3 separate regions of the Mus musculus genome follow, and regions 1 and 2 are each linked to region 3. A link is a loop called in an ENCODE intact Hi-C map of the cell type or tissue named here. Cell type or tissue: heart. All regions are shown on one strand.

What was found. A loop is a pair of places that touch in the nucleus more often than their neighbours do. Peaks named below come from ENCODE experiments on the same cell type or tissue, not always from the same donor. Only the 100,000 strongest peaks of a DNase experiment are listed, where the experiment ranks them.
Region 1: it touches region 3 in a loop (2.3-fold over the local background); 2 of 42 quality-filtered maps call a loop at or near these places.
Region 2: a loop joins it to region 3, with 1.9 times the contacts of the local background. A loop is called at or near these places in 3 of 42 quality-filtered maps.

Annotation. Positions count from the first base shown.
Region 1 is chr2:94,332,225-94,337,224 of GRCm38, reverse strand. Ttc17 (tetratricopeptide repeat domain 17) reads left to right here. Exons shown (of 25, transcript NM_183106.2): 18 at 4,173-4,432. Among named protein-coding and RNA genes, the nearest start is that of Mir670hg, 70 kb to the right of the region's middle. In heart, no CTCF peak of the experiment used is centred here; DNase peaks (open chromatin) are centred at 2,504 and 2,684; H3K27ac peaks cover 437 bases.
Region 2 is chr2:94,154,782-94,159,781 of GRCm38, reverse strand. Hsd17b12 (hydroxysteroid (17-beta) dehydrogenase 12) reads left to right here and starts at 1,873. Exons shown (of 11, transcript NM_019657.4): 1 at 1,873-2,072. The coding sequence starts at 1,913. It overlaps Gm39885 (a long non-coding RNA gene), which reads right to left and starts at 1,618. Exons shown (of 3, transcript XR_866573.3): 1 at 340-1,618. In heart, a CTCF peak has its summit at 1,877; a DNase peak (open chromatin) is centred at 1,601; H3K4me3 peaks cover 2,495 bases; H3K27ac peaks cover 1,907 bases.
Region 3 is chr2:94,404,569-94,409,568 of GRCm38, reverse strand. Ttc17 (tetratricopeptide repeat domain 17) reads left to right here and starts at 2,880. Exons shown (of 25, transcript NM_183106.2): 1 at 2,880-3,062. The coding sequence starts at 2,904. 2810002D19Rik (RIKEN cDNA 2810002D19 gene) reads right to left here and starts at 2,862. Exons shown (of 2, transcript NR_027831.1): 1 at 2,603-2,862. In heart, no CTCF peak of the experiment used is centred here; a DNase peak (open chromatin) is centred at 2,868; H3K4me3 peaks cover 2,912 bases; H3K27ac peaks cover 1,890 bases.

The sequences.
Region 1 (5,000 bases), 72 kb after region 3:
TTCTAACGCTGAACTAGAATACAAGCTTCCCCTCATGAGGCTACTAATCCTATTTCCTGTTACTGCCCTGCTGCCCTGGCTTGGCGGTGGTTATTCCTGCCCACTCCACTCTTCCAGGTCAACTCAGTATACTCAATTCCTTCAAAATGCTGTGGCTTCTAGTCTCATTGCCACCCTTTGAGTAGTCCCACTGAGATGTTTTAGTCTTCCTAGCAAAGTATTTGTTCACCTGATTGTTTCTGAGCAGTATGACCGCAGCCACTCTTACCATGTGTCACCCCCTCAGTTCCATAGTCCCTCATTTAATGTGCATTGGGGACTTTCACTAGGTCTCTGGCTACTAGCATAATCAGCTTAGAATTCCTTAAACTAAGGTCCCCAGAATTAAACTCGAAAGTCTATGTGTTTTTGAAACATTGAGAAATTGTGCTGAGCTGCCTCCATTGAAATTTGGGCCACATAGTCTATAGTCTCTACTCTCTGTCATTCCTGTCAGAATATCTAACATGGCAGATACTCTGTGAACCCATGTGACCCTCACTGTGGATACTTACATTCTCTTCAGAGTCACAATATTTATCCTCCATTTCCCAAGTGAAAACGGTGCCTGGTAAAGAAGATGAAGGAAACGTGGAGGCGTGCGTGCATGTCAGTCTCTGTTTCAGTTTATATCACACCATCTGCCCCATGGGCTACAAGCCTAGAGTCTACTCCTACTGCTTGCTTCCAGCGCTATTCAAAATCGGAGATTCCTCCACAATCCAGACATGTCAGCATACGGAAGACTGTATTTCCAATAGAGGACGTATGTACAGGACGCTGCTCTGCATGGAGCAATGTCAGCAGATCAGTTCTTCCTTCCATTCTACTCTAGTCTTTAAGCCCCCTGGGTTATGACAGTCCAGCCCTCAGCACACTACTAAGTGCCAGCAACTCATGTTAGTGAGTTATCTGACAAATGCATTAAGTCCCCACTCTGTCGTGCCACCGTCTCCTCACTGCACGTTCTGGGAACAGCGTTCTGTTCTTATACTCAGGCTGAGAACTGACTGCCACCTCATAGAGAGCCTGACTATTCCATACAAGGCTTTAAAATCCTGAAGTCATATTTAAACCTGCTCAATTATTTCCTCCAAAGATCTCTTTGCATTCCCAAAGTCGGCTTCCTTTGTTCCCTGAAATGCCTTTCTACTCCCAAGTTCTGTCCTTTCTTCTCCCTCTCCACCCGTGCCGTCACCAGCTGACTGACTCCTAGGCCTGGGCTATCCTCATCCTCTTGGCTTTCCCACACTTCATTGTTATTCTGCAAGAGATCCCTTTTGTAGGAACCCCACCAGAGAGCCTTAATGTCACCTCTGAATTATACCTGCTGATTGCCTAGCCACATGCTTTGTTCTAAGTAAGTTGCAATTAGTCACACCTTAGCACATGCCTTCCATGTTCCCGCATACATATCTACTTTGGTCCATAAGTACCTGAGCTAATGCACGTGTGCTTTTAGAAAGTTTTCCCCAGGCTGCTTCTGTCTAAATCCTACTGCAATACTCTATCTTTCTCTGGGAAGCATTGTGTGATTGCATTCAGATCATCTTTATTATAAAATTTTTTAATTGTCCCAAATGTATGTAGCTTTGTGGTTTCGAGTTCACTGTTGGTTGGTTACATTTAATTTGCCAGGGTCAGAAGCATTCATGTGCTTTTTGCTCCCATCAAAATAGTTATGGCACAAATGACATAGGAAAAGCTAAATAAGCAAACCCCAGCTTCCCTCGGTCACAACACAGCCCGTGTGTGAACCACCATCTAAGGAGTAGATATGAAGTGTGTGTGTTTAGTGTTGTTCCCTAAGAATGCCTGTCACCATGGCTCAAACACCCTATAGAATAGTTCACTGGAAGCTAGCAGCAGCAGAAGCCTGAAACAGTTCCATGCCTCCCTCTCCCTCTCCCTCTACCTGTCCCTCCCTCCCTCCCTCTCTGATAAGTTTAAGTTATGCACTTGTATAATACTAAGTGTGTCCATATACACGTGACGGGAGTAGTACTAAGCAATAACCTTGAAAACTGTTTTCTTGGACATTTTGCAGGTCGACAGTGTGGATGCTTTCACATAATAGCCAGTGCTGAAAGAAAGAAACTAAGAGTTCTAGACACAGCCTGTGTTCAGGTTAAGGTTCTCGTTGCTGTCATTAACTCATGACCAAAAGCAACCGAGGGAGAGAGGGCTTTTGTCACATAGCAGCTCAGAGTCTGTCCTGCAGGGAAGACAAGGAAGAAACTGGGAAGCAGGAACTGAAGCAGAGGCCATGGAGAAGCTCTGCTTACTGGCTTGCTCTCCATGGCTTGCTCAGGCTGCCTTCTCAGGGAGGCACTGTCCACACTGAGCTAGCAGGAGCCTCCCACAATTGTTAATCAAGACAATAGCTCTACACGCTGGCCTACAGGCTAATCTGATAGAGGCATTTTCTTAATCCAGGGTTCCTCTTCCCAGATAACCCTAGCTTGTGTCAAGTTTACAGAAAACCAGCTCTGCCTCCCATGTGCAATCTGGAGAGACTGAAATATCTTGAGAAAGTACTCTGCGGTCTCCCTTTGGCCAAAAGCCACATTCTGTAAGCCCTGTGTTTTGCTGAATGAAACTTATCAAAGACTCTTTCCTGTCTCAGACTGGGTGGGGAAATCCTTTGTGAGCCATAGGAAGAAAAAGAAAAAGAACCCAAAAATCAGATGAGGAGCAGTGAGAGCCAACTCTGACAGCTCAGTCAGATGCCAGGCAGCTCTTGCGTTTATGCTGCTCTGGGAGTTCCCAGTGCCAACTCTCTAGCTGTTTTCCTGGCTGGTGTGGCACCTAATTTTATGTCGTTTGCCATTCAGCTGGGTGAGCTCTGGACTTTGGTTATGTGCCCAACTGGCAAGGTAAACGACAGAGTTAAGTCCTCAGTTGCCTGCAGGACAGGCTAAGCCAGGCCCAGCAGATTCTTGAGAGCCTTGACTGCTCTGCGCCACAGCTACTGGGGTCTGCCGTACGCTTGGCCCCGTACCGGACGTTAGGAACAGCATAGCAAGACAGAGACTTGAAATTAGATCTTTGTCAGCCTACGTGTGTCACTGGCCACGTGAGATCCTGACACTGGCCTTATTAACATGTTTCTAAATCTCTGACCACCCTGGAGTTGCCACCTGAAGGAATAATGACGTGCCATAGGCACCAAGCCAGTGCTCCCGGGCTTACCAGTGGGTGTGTGGATAAAAGGAAGCAGTTTGCTCTTAGTTTTTGTGCCCTACTCATTTCTTTTTTTCTTTTCCTTTTCCTTTCTTTTCTTTCTTTTTTTTCTTTTTTTCTTTTTTTTTTCCCTACTCATCTCTAAAAGGAATAAGATGTGGCATTTATGAAGCAAATGACATAAAGCACAGCAATTAATTCAAAGTAAATAGCAAAGATTAAGTAGCAAACAATTTAGAAAACGGAAAGAATTATGTTAAGAAACCTAAAATAATCGTTTCTGAGTCTCTTCATGGTCTAAGCATGGGGTGGAACTTGAAGGTTATAAACTTCATGGGAAAATGTGAGAGGAAAATTTTCCTAGCACATCCCACTAAGATCCACAATAGGAGATCGTAATACTTAAACAACATAAGTAATACCTTCATATCCATTTTTAAGGAATTAAACTAGCATATAGCTATTTTTATACTATCACTGAAAATGGAAGCTTCCATTAGAGTAGTTTTCAACTAACCTTTGTTCAGTTCATACAGCTAAGCAGCCATGTGTGCTGGACACACAACTGTTTGATGGTAGCTGAATAAAGTAAAAGACCTACACATGCAATAAATCGCATAATGCCATCACCCTTGCCATCTATGGTTTGTATGTTGAGCAGGTGATCTTTCAAATAATGTGCCACAGCTGCCCCCTCACTCATGACACCATCCATGGCTGCCTGCCTTCTGGCTCCTGCCATTACTATTTGACAGGCTTTTGGCAAAGGCTAAATGGCAGAGATAGTGTTCTGTTTTGAGGTTTAAAGATGCCAAATGGTATTTTATGAAGGGGGCTCTATAGTCATGCCTCTAAGCAGATCCAAAATATCCCTAAAAACAAGGTTTGAATCATTCTGTACTTGAGTAAACGCCATGAAACTGTTGACCACACAACCCCTTGAATTGCAGGCACAGTGGTTGAAGAGAGCAATGGTTCTGACGAGGTGGAGAAGTCAGATGAAACAAAGATGTCCGAAGAGATACTGGCTTTGGTGGATGAGTTTCAGCAGGCCTGGCCTCTGGAAGGCTTTGGGGGAACATTAGAAATGAAGGGGCGACGTCTGGACCTACAGGGAATACGTGTACTGAAGAAAGGACCCCAGGATGGAGTAGCCAAGAGCTCTTGCTATGGAGACTGCAGAAGTGAAGATGATGAAGCAACAGAGTGGGTAAGAATTTGCCAGCTCAGTGCTGAGGAGAAGGCCCAGTCAGGCAAACCCCAAAGCCTACATTGTAAAACCAGCATAGTGACATGTGCTTATAATACAGCACTGGGACAAGGACAGAAATCCCTGTGGCTTGCTGGCCAGCCAGCCCAGCCTTGTCAGGAACTCCCACCCAACGGGGGAAAAAAAACAGATGACAGCTCCTAAAGACGCTACTGGAAGTTGTTCTCTGACCTCTGCACCCAAGCATACCAGTATGTACATAAACAGACTTGAATACAACACATACACACACATGCATCCACGTATACACAAACACACAAACACATACTCAAAGAGTTCACCAGCTTAATCCTCATGAAATTGTAGCCAGGTTTTGTACACTCGTACTGTACAAGTATGGTTCACACTGTAATTTTCTAGGAAACGTCGTGTTATAAACATTACTGACTCTTCTGGGAGGTGAGAGTAAGTGGGATGGTGTAAATCACCCTCAAAGCCACAGACTAGTGATGGATGACGTACGTTTCCTTTTGGTGTCTTCTGTGTACTCATCAAGACTAGTCACCTT
Region 2 (5,000 bases), 250 kb after region 3:
AAGAGAGAGAGAGCATGCTAAGTTGGAATGGCATGAACTTTTGAAACCTCAAAGCCCACCCCCAATGACACACCTCCTCCAACAAGGGCACACCTCCTAATCCTTCCCTAACTGTTCTATCAACTGCTGACCAAGTCTTCAAACATAGGAGCCTGTGAGTGGCATTGCTGTTCCAGCCACCAGAAGAGGCATATGAGGGCAGGTGTGGAGTTTTATTTTTAAATTTATTAAGCTTGAGTGGAGAATGTAGCTCAGTTGATACACTACTTGACTAGCATGTGTAAAGCTCTGGGTTCAATCCCCAGCACTGAAGTAAGAAAAAAAAATGGTGTCACATACCTGGAATCTCAAACCTTGGGAGGTAGAGGCAGCTTAGGATATTTGACATCCTGTCTCAAAACAAAAACAAACAATAAATGTATTGAGCTTGAGTGGAGATATTGAATGAGCCCCTGGACCTCTAAGTAGAGCCTGAACAGCGACTCCATTTGTTTACTTTATGTCTGTCTCCCTGTCCGCTGAAGTACTTCCATGCTCTTCCAGAGATCAGATTTTTGTGTCCCCTTAAAGCTTCCCTTCAGGGCAGGGGAGATTGCTTGGTGGGTAAAGTATTTGCTGCTCAAGCATAAGGCCTGTTTTCAGAGTCAGGGCCACAGCTTGTGCATCAACAAGTGAGTTTCGGTCACCTGTCCTTCCTAAGTCAGCTAAAACAGTCAAATTAATAGTGCAGAACAGCAGGAAAAGAAAAGAATAAAAAAAGATTTGGGAAAAGTTATAAAGAGACCCAGTACCTTCCACCAAAGCCATGTTTTAGGTTCTGATGTGCAGTTATGGTTTAAGAATGGGCCAGAGTAACATAAATCTAAGCAAGTCAAAGTGTGGTCCAGCCAGCTCACCACTGGCCCCTCATTGCCTCCCCTGTAAGGTGTTCTGGAAGTGTTTGCCCACGTTTTAGGTTTTCTTTTATCCCAGCATGAAGTCCCTTGATGGGGGTGAATCGGTTCCTGTTTTGATTTTATTGTTTTGATTGTCTTACAGTAAAAAGTATAGGACACAAATATCTCTTTAATATCCTCCCACAAAACAAAAATAAAATGATTTTGGTTTTTACTGGACCAGGTCCAATAAAAAAATTTGAGTTTCCCAGAATTGCTCCATAAGCTCTGTTCTTGTAGGATACTTTTCATTCATCTTACAACTGTTAACGCTACTACACAGTAGAGTTTTCTGGAATTCCGAATTATTGGGAACAAGTATAAAGTTCATTGTGGGAGCTAAGGCAGTCATTCAAAAAAATGGAGCGAAAGCGTGCTCTGCAGACAAAGGGGAACCGTAAACCTTCATCTGAAAAGTCTGAGGAATTAACAATCCGAAAGCGGTTATTACTAAGACGTAATCACAAGCACTACTCCAGCTCCTCCCGGACTTCTACTATATTCTTCCCTTTCCGGTTCCATTCCTTCCTGAAATGTGAGCTAAACCCAGTTAGGTATCACTGGCCAATCAGCGCGCAGCCTTCCGCAGTCGTAAGGGCCGCCTCTGCCAATGAGAGATCCCTGCGCTTCGGTGGTGCGAGGTAAAGCTTGTGGGCGGAGCCAAACGTTGAGCGGCTTGTGAGCGAGCCACTGTCTTAATACGGAAATGCGGCTCTGAGCGCGCCGAAGGGGATTGTGGGCGGGGCTACGAAACGAAGGCTAACCAATAGGAGACATAGTACGCTTACAGGAAAGAGAAGTCACCAATAGACACATGGATATGACTATGTAGGCGGGTCTTAGACCTAAAGCGTTCAAAAAATCACGTCTATTCGCTGCGTCTTCGCCGTCACGGCGGCACCGCCTCCTCGTCCCATTCATTCTTTTTTTTTTTTTCCTTCCCCATTCACCGTAGTAGTGAGGCCTAGTCACGAGCCATGGAGTGCGCTCCCCCGGCGGCCGGCTTCCTGTACTGGGTGGGCGCGAGCACCATTGCCTACCTGGCCCTGCGAGCCTCGTACTCGCTCTTCAGGGCCTTCCAGGTGTGGTGCGTGGGCAACGAGGCCTTGGTCGGTCCGCGACTCGGAGAATGGGCAGGTGAGTGGAACCACAAGCCGCGACCACGCTGTGGCCCTTGTTCCCCTGTCGCTCGCGCTCAGCGAGCCCGCTCTGGAGCGCGGAAACTTCTCCAGACCCTGAGCGCACTGGCGGGGTGGGTGATCTGACCTGCTGCTGCCTGGTGGGCACGGAGGAGACCTTTCTTAACTCCCCGGACTTGTCCTGTTGGAGCCCTCCTGGGCAGGCGGCCGGAGTCAGGCGCATTGTCCGCTGTGTCCCTTGCAGTGTTTATTTATTTTTTAAAATAAAGTTTTTCACTTGGCTTGAAAACTGGCCCTGTGCTATGGATGAGAGCATAGGTGAAGATAGGAAGAAGGGTTGCAGGGACAACGATTTCAGAAGTTAGGATCTTGGGAAACTTGATTCTCCAGTTACTTGAATTGGGTTTGTTTCATGTAATTTAACAAGTCCTTTTGGGGAGGGGGGAGGTGGAGGCGGTGTCGGAGGAAATCTTGGTAAATTATTCTGGAGTTTCAATGACTAAGAAGCGCTGTTCTGGGAAAACAAAGTCTTCCTATCGTATTCAGTACTTTTTGCAAGAGTTTGCGGAAAATGTCTTTACAAAAAGTGACCAAAACACGCGAACCTTCTTCTTTTCAGTTGACAGATTTTAAAAATGAGAACGAAGGTCGTATCAGAGAAGTTGAGAAAATCCTAGTTCAGCCCTCTCACCTTTGTTTCTATTTTTTGAGAGAAGGGCTTTAAAACAAACACCCATGTAATCATGATGTATGTGTGGCTCTCTGGTGTTTTGTAACTCACTGTTCACGACTCAAACATTTTATAGAATATTGGGGTGCGGTTGCCTACGGACTAAACACAGGACAGAAATCATGTTACTTTTCAGGTTTGTTCTGTTCATTAAAGAACATTTAAACGACTTAGAAAAGACATGACAGTTAATCTTTTGGGACAACACCCTAATAATAGGAGAAAATATTTCAAGTAGAAATGAGTTTGTGAGCCCCTTTCCTTGATGTGGGGCAAACAGTGATTTTATACAACTTTCCAAAATCACTTTTCATAGTCCCTGGGGGAAAAAGTGCTCGCTGTGATTAAGATTCAGATGATATAATTTCACAATTGACTTGGTCAGTTTCTTTGTTGTCAGCTTGGAAAAAGTTGTTTGTTGGCTTATTTTTATTTTTTTTTAAGTCAATGCAACAGTAATCCCATAGGAAATCAGTTATCCAATAAAATGAAACTTGCAAAGAAAGCCCAGTGTTGCTTTAGCTTTATTATTGTAAATTGTTTGCACAGTCTAAAACGCAGAGTGAAAGTCAAGGGTTTGCCACGTTCAAGGTAGGTTTGGCTCCATCCAGACAAAGGGAAACTGGTAAAAATTAGGAAAGCATTTCTGGCAGATTTAGAAAAGAAATTTGACCTAGAACATTGGGATATGAAAGAGAACTGTGGTGTCATATGGAAGTGAAGTATAGTTGGGGTCAATTGTTTGGGGTTTTGGTTTTTTTTTTTTTTTTTTTTTTTTTTTTTTTAATGCTTAAGCAAAAGAAATGATAAGCAAGATGGCTTAGCAGGTAACGGCACCTGGCCTACACTTGACAGCCTGATTTCCATGCTCAGGATTATCCACAGAGGAGAGACTGACTTCTCTCCACATGAATGCTTTGGTACAGATAGCACCTCCCCAGATAAAACAGCACCCCTCCCCCGAGGAAATGTAAACTAAGTCCTCACTTGTAACTCATAAACATATGTATGTAACCTACATCTTTAAACACTTTCTTACTCTTCAAATTCAGATATTTCAGAACTAGGATTCAGATGAGTTCTTCCTTGGCAGCGGTTGGGTGGGAGTAGCATACTATGTAGAAGACAGACTAGCAGAGGCAGCACCTGGGGTCCCGGTAAGCTGTGGTTAGGCATTGAGCTGGGGAGAGTTGGGATAGTAGGGTTAATGCTAATATGTAGGCAGCATTGTTTTCTCCCTTACAGGATTGCTGTCTCAATCTTGAGTGCTCATTCCTGGGTGATCTGTAAATACATGCTAGTGGGAAGCATTCTTAGGGTGCTCTAATTTCAGTCCGTGATGTTAATTTATCTTCTTCTCTATAGACAGTTAAATAGTTTATTCTGTAGAAATTAGTAGTGGTTCAGTTTTTGTCAACTTGGCATAAGCCTGGGTCATCTGGGAGGAGGACATTTAAGTTGAGAAAATGCACTCATCAGATTGGCCTGTAGGCAGGTCTGTGAGGGCATTCTGCCTATTAGGGATTGATGTAGGCTGGACCATCCCTGGACCCTGGACTGTATAAAACACTTAGTCAAGAAGAGCAAGTGAGCATTCCTGCATGGCCTCTGCTTCAGTTTCTGCCTCCAGGTTCCTGCTTTGCATCCTACTCTGACTTTCTTCCATGGTCTGTGATCTTTCTCTAAGTTGTTTTTGGTCATGGTCTTTATCATAGTAGTTGAAAGCAAACTAGGACATAATTGTTGAATTAATAGGATAATAAAATTATTAAGTTTAGATTGTATAAGCAAATAAATTAGTGTAGATCGGTTCCAATGCCACTAAATGCTATTTGTAGATAAGGATACATTTGGAAAGTTACTATTTTATTTTGCTTCTTTTTTCTTGTTCTTAGTTTGGTATAACACTATTGGGTGGGGCCATGGATCTTATGCTAGTAATCTAGTGTGATTTTTTTTAGGGCAAAAAAACCCCTGCTCTAAGCCGAGTGGTGGTGGCACACGCCTTTAATCCCAGCACTTGGGAGGCAGAGGCAGGCAGATCCCTGAGTTCGAGGCCAGCCTGGTCTACAAAGTGAGTTCCAGGACAGCCAGGGCTAAACAGAGAAACCCTGTCTCGAAAAACAAAAAACAAGCAACAAACAACAACAACAAAAAACCTGCTGGCAGCTTCTTCAGGCTGGGCTCAGCTACCTG
Region 3 (5,000 bases):
TATTTGACCAAAGTTATTTTTGCTAATGTAATTAGTCATATATAAGCTTATTTGATGCTAGTCCTAAGGGAAATTGTTCACTTGGATAATCTTAGCATAGAAATTCTTTAAATCTAGCCTAGAAATGAAGTAAGTCAGAGTTTTAAGCAATGGAGACATTCTCTTGGTAGCCTTAAAAGTACTTCTCATGTTAAGAGGGCTACATGGTAGGATGAAGTGGGTGTTTTGCATTAATAGCCAGTCAACATCCAGCAAGATACCAACTATGCCAAACCAGATTTGTGTTCCATAGAAACTGAAATAATGGTTTAAAGCTAGTAAGTTTATAGCAATTAGTTACACAACAGAAAAACATGGAGAGCTCTCAAGGTTTGAAACAAAACCTCATCTCAAAGGACAATAATTATGAACTAGGAAAAACAAGTGGATAATCTATTGAGTTTGTAGACGTTGATATCCAACTCCTTTCCAATACTTAAATGCCCAAAAAATGTTCCTGATAGCTGAAATATGTACTAGAGATTCTATACAACCATTCATTCTGGGGTTCAGGAATCAGCTAGGTATAATAAACAATTATTAAATAATGGGCTAGAGATACATAGCTCATTAGTAATATGGTTGACTACCATATGCAAGGCCCTAGGCTCAGTCCTTAGCATTGTAAAGAAAAAAACAGATAGTATACAATAATAGATGGCTACACCTAAAAAGATGCTGAGAAAAAGGGATTCCATCACTTGTTTCTACTTTAAAACTCAGGTTACAGTCCTTACTGTCTATATTTAAACTCAATACGACACATAAGAGTCCCTTACAACTTGACACCAGCATCACCTTTACCAACCACACTTTCCTTTGTGCCAAGCCTTTTTCACCTGGTTGTAGCTCTCTCTACACATTATTATTACATTCTCATCTGTATTTTAATTAACTTGTCAACATCATAGCTTACTTCTTAATGGTCATATTTCTGTGCCCATGTAAGAGTCCAAGGAACTTAGCTTACTGGGGATCCCCTGAGCAAACCATGTGGAGCCAGGATCAATGCAAAAAGCAAGAGGAATTTATTGTTCCAGTGCACTGGGGTCGTCCCAGACCCGAAGGAGAGGCGGAGCAGCACCCGTTCAGTGAGTTTTTATAAGGTTTCCAGGAGGCAGAATAGAGCATCAGCAACTAGGCACAATATGATTGGCGAAACAGTGCACCCTTTAAACTGGTTGGTCTTTAGGGAATGAGGTAACAAGGACTTCCCTTGTCTGAAGGTGGGCAACAGTCCATCCTGTCGGTTCCACCCTGTGGTCTGAGAAATGTTAATTAACCTCTCCCTTCTGGAGGGGCAAGTGTTTCATAACCTTCCCAAAGGTCCTGAGCTGACCTTTACACCCAGTCTCTACAGGCAAATATATACATATGTGTGTGTATGTGTGTGTACACATACGTACGTGGGTGTATATGTTTGTGTATGAGAACTGTATGCCACATGTATAAAGGAGGATCCCCTAGAGCTGGAGTTCTACAGGTGGTTGTGGCCTAACACTGCTTCCAGGGAAGAGCAGGAAGTGCTCTTCAGCCCTGAGCCATCTTTGTAGCCCCAAGCCATCTCTCCAGCCCCAAGATATACCTTTTTAATAAAACGAATGTTCATTACACGGGTACTTTTAAGAAAAGCTGCCTAGTGAGCTGGGCCTGATGGTTCATGCCTGTATCCAGCATCAGGTGGTTGACACAGGTGGACTTAAAGGCCTGCCTGGGCTAAATAAATTCCAGGCAATTCAGGCTGCAAATGGGACTTCATTTCAAAAACAAAACAAACAAAATCAACAAAACCAAACTGCTCTCAGAAGAATTACAATGCCATAGCACAGTCTCTGTTCCCATAACATGAGGCAGACATTTGTTTCCTGCAACACATCTATGTAGGTGGCAGGGCACAATTTTTTTTTTTCTCAACAGAAAAAAAAAAAAGCATAACAGCTTTGTTACAAGATGATACGCCCACCATACTAGTAGGCCGACCTGAAATACCTATAATAACATACATTGGCAGAGCCTGGAACCTAAGCTGGTTAACAGCTACTGTACCTGTTGGTAGTGCGCCTCTTAAGTTTCAATATGCAAATCAATCACCTGAGACTTCTTTAAAACATACTCATAATGGCTGAGTCTACCCTCGGGGAAGGGAAGCCGCAGTGCTTACATATTTAATACAGTCCCCTCCCCGGAGATGCCACTATCTGGGTTCTACACCTAGGTCTTTAACTTAGACTAGAGCTGCCCACCAAAGTCCACAAGACACGTGGTGCTGCTGCTGTAAGACCCAAAAATCTGGCCACACTGGATGTAAGTGGTCTGTAAGGACACATCGCTTTCTAAATTTCGGAAGAAAAAGTATGCCGATCACATATACATAACTTGTAATGAGCTGATATTTTGTATTTGATAACGAGCTATTTTTTTAATTCGATGTGTGACATGCATTACACAGTACGACTGCGCCGCTTAACACTCCATTACGAGACTTATTAAAAAAAAAAAAAAAAGCCTCTCTCAGATAGTTGAAAAGTATAACTTTTATTGCCCTACCAGAAACAATACTTACTTTTTAAAAAGACCTTCACCGTCTTCTCACTTCTGCTCAAGCTCCACCTAGTTTTATTATCTCCCCTCCGATTCCCACGCTTGGGGATCTTATAGCCTCCAGAAAAACGATAACTAGAAAGCCGTTTCCAGCCCTGAGGTGTGGCAGGACCGGCTTCCCCGACCGAGAGTAAAGGGACCGGTATCGTCTCCGAGGCACTCCGCGGGCTCCTCCTCCAGTTCCAGAGGCGACCTCCCCAAGATGGCGGACCGCAAGGAGTCGCTTCCGCTTCCGGTGTGAGCAGCCCGGCCGGGGGGGCAAGATGGCGGCGGCAATAGGGGTCCGCGGCCGGTTCGAGCTGCTACCTCGCTCCGGCCCGGGTTGGCTTCTCAGCCTTTCCGCTTTGCTGAGCGTGGTGGCTCGAGGGGCCTTGGCCACTACGCACTGGGTCGTCACGGAGGACGGGAAGATCCAACAGCAGGTAGCGGCCAGGGTGCCCCCTCTCTGCCCGCGCCCGATCAGGGGGAATCCCGGAGCCGGGCCCCTGGGTGGCTCCGCGCGGCCCCGCCCCCAGCTTGGCTTCCCACGGTCCCGGCCCACGGGCCGAGGCTTCCTGCGCTCCGACCTGGCGCCGCCCCCTCCCCTCTGGTCCCCTCGCCCCGGCTCCGCCGTGGGGAACTTCTCAGCCTTCCACCTTGGGGCCGCGCGCCGTCCCGGAACCGACCCCGGGGAGCTGAGACTTGAGCTCCCGGGTTAGGAGTCACGGATTCATCATTAGTTCTGCCTTTGGAGCCGCTGGACCAGGACCCGCGCGCCACCACCTCTCCCCGAGGAAGTAGAAAGCAGGTGGCAGTGCCGGGGAGTGTGCGCGTCCCAGGCCGGTGACAGCCAGGGTGGCATTAGTGAATGGATGGATCTTTTAATGCGCCTCCTCCAGCCTTGTCTCCCACTGATGGGATTTGTTTCGCGATGTGGTGGTTTGAGGCTGTGCCGTTAGCCAGGTCATTAGGGGCTCTTTAAAGACAACCCATTCTTGCTCCTTCTGAAGGAATGCCAGAAGATGCATGCCTCTGGTGGCGGTGCCCGCATCATTCAGTTCTTAAGTGCCCTCATTTCCCGGTGTATTTTACATTGCTTCCTAGTTCCTTTGACCCAGCCCGGCACTCAGCATTTGCAGTTTACTAGATTACCTATGCTTGAACTGATTTCTCAGAGGAGTGACCGCTTTTCTTATATAACTTTCTGATGCCTGCATCTGCATTTGCTTTCATACTGCTGATGCTTTAAGGACTGCGTGTGTGTGTGTGTGTGTGTGTGCGTGTGTGTGTGTGTGTGTGTGTGTGTGTGTGTGTGCGCGCGTGCTCGCGCGCGTGCTTCACCACAGAATCTTGTAAACTTAATGACTTCCAGCGCTTGACAACAATCAGGAAATGTCCAGGAGCCATTTAAAAAGTGAAGTGTGTACCCCTTGCAATTTAAGCATACTGACTCATGTTTTAACCAAAGGCGAGAGAGAGAAACTGATCCTTTTGATTAACTGTAGAAACACATCGCATGGTTTATATTTAAGATGAGACATTTCACAATGCAGCAAACCTAAACAAAATTTTTAAAATGCCCACACTTTGTGTTTCCAGTGTACTCTTTCCTCGAGTGTATTTATATCAAACTCCCGATTTAAAGGATTTCTTTTTCATGGATATTAAGTTCAAGATCCAAGTTAATTTTCATTAGCCTCCAACTGAGAGTTTAAAAATGTCAGAACCCCTAGAAAAATACAGTAAGGCTGCCTTTCCAACGTAAGATTGGAAATCCTGCACCATCCCTGTTTTCATCTTTTGATTGCTGTTGGTGGTTTGCTGAGGTCCGCGTGAAGGGAGGCATTGAATTCAGTCACTTATGCTGCAATTTGGGGAGCCCTTCTCCCATTGGCTCCTTCGCTATATTGTTTCTGGCCACAGCTATTTATACTCGATGACATTGACTTCTCCTTCCCATTTTGGTGGCCTGCCACTCAGCCGGAAAAGAAATCCATCTGAAAAGTGAAGGTTAATTAACGGAAATGGATCATTTATATGTTGAATATTACAGTGGGAAGGTAAGATCGGATTTGTTTTTGTTCTTTAAAAAAAAAAAATGCCTTCTTTTACATATTGGATCTACATCTTAGAGGGGAATATATGGGTATTAGTACCTTGCCAGATCTTCTGAATCTCTGCCAAGTTCTCTCTTCAGTAAGTAATTAGACTTAAAGATAAGAAAGCACACCCTTTTTTATAACAGCCCTTCCCATTGACTTTTTCCAGTTCTTCATTGCACGTTAACAGTTGCAGCACTGGGTTCTGGCAGCCATGAACTTTTACTCTATAACAAATAAAGTTGATGCCAATGTGTAACAACTGGCGGGGGAAGGGTGTTA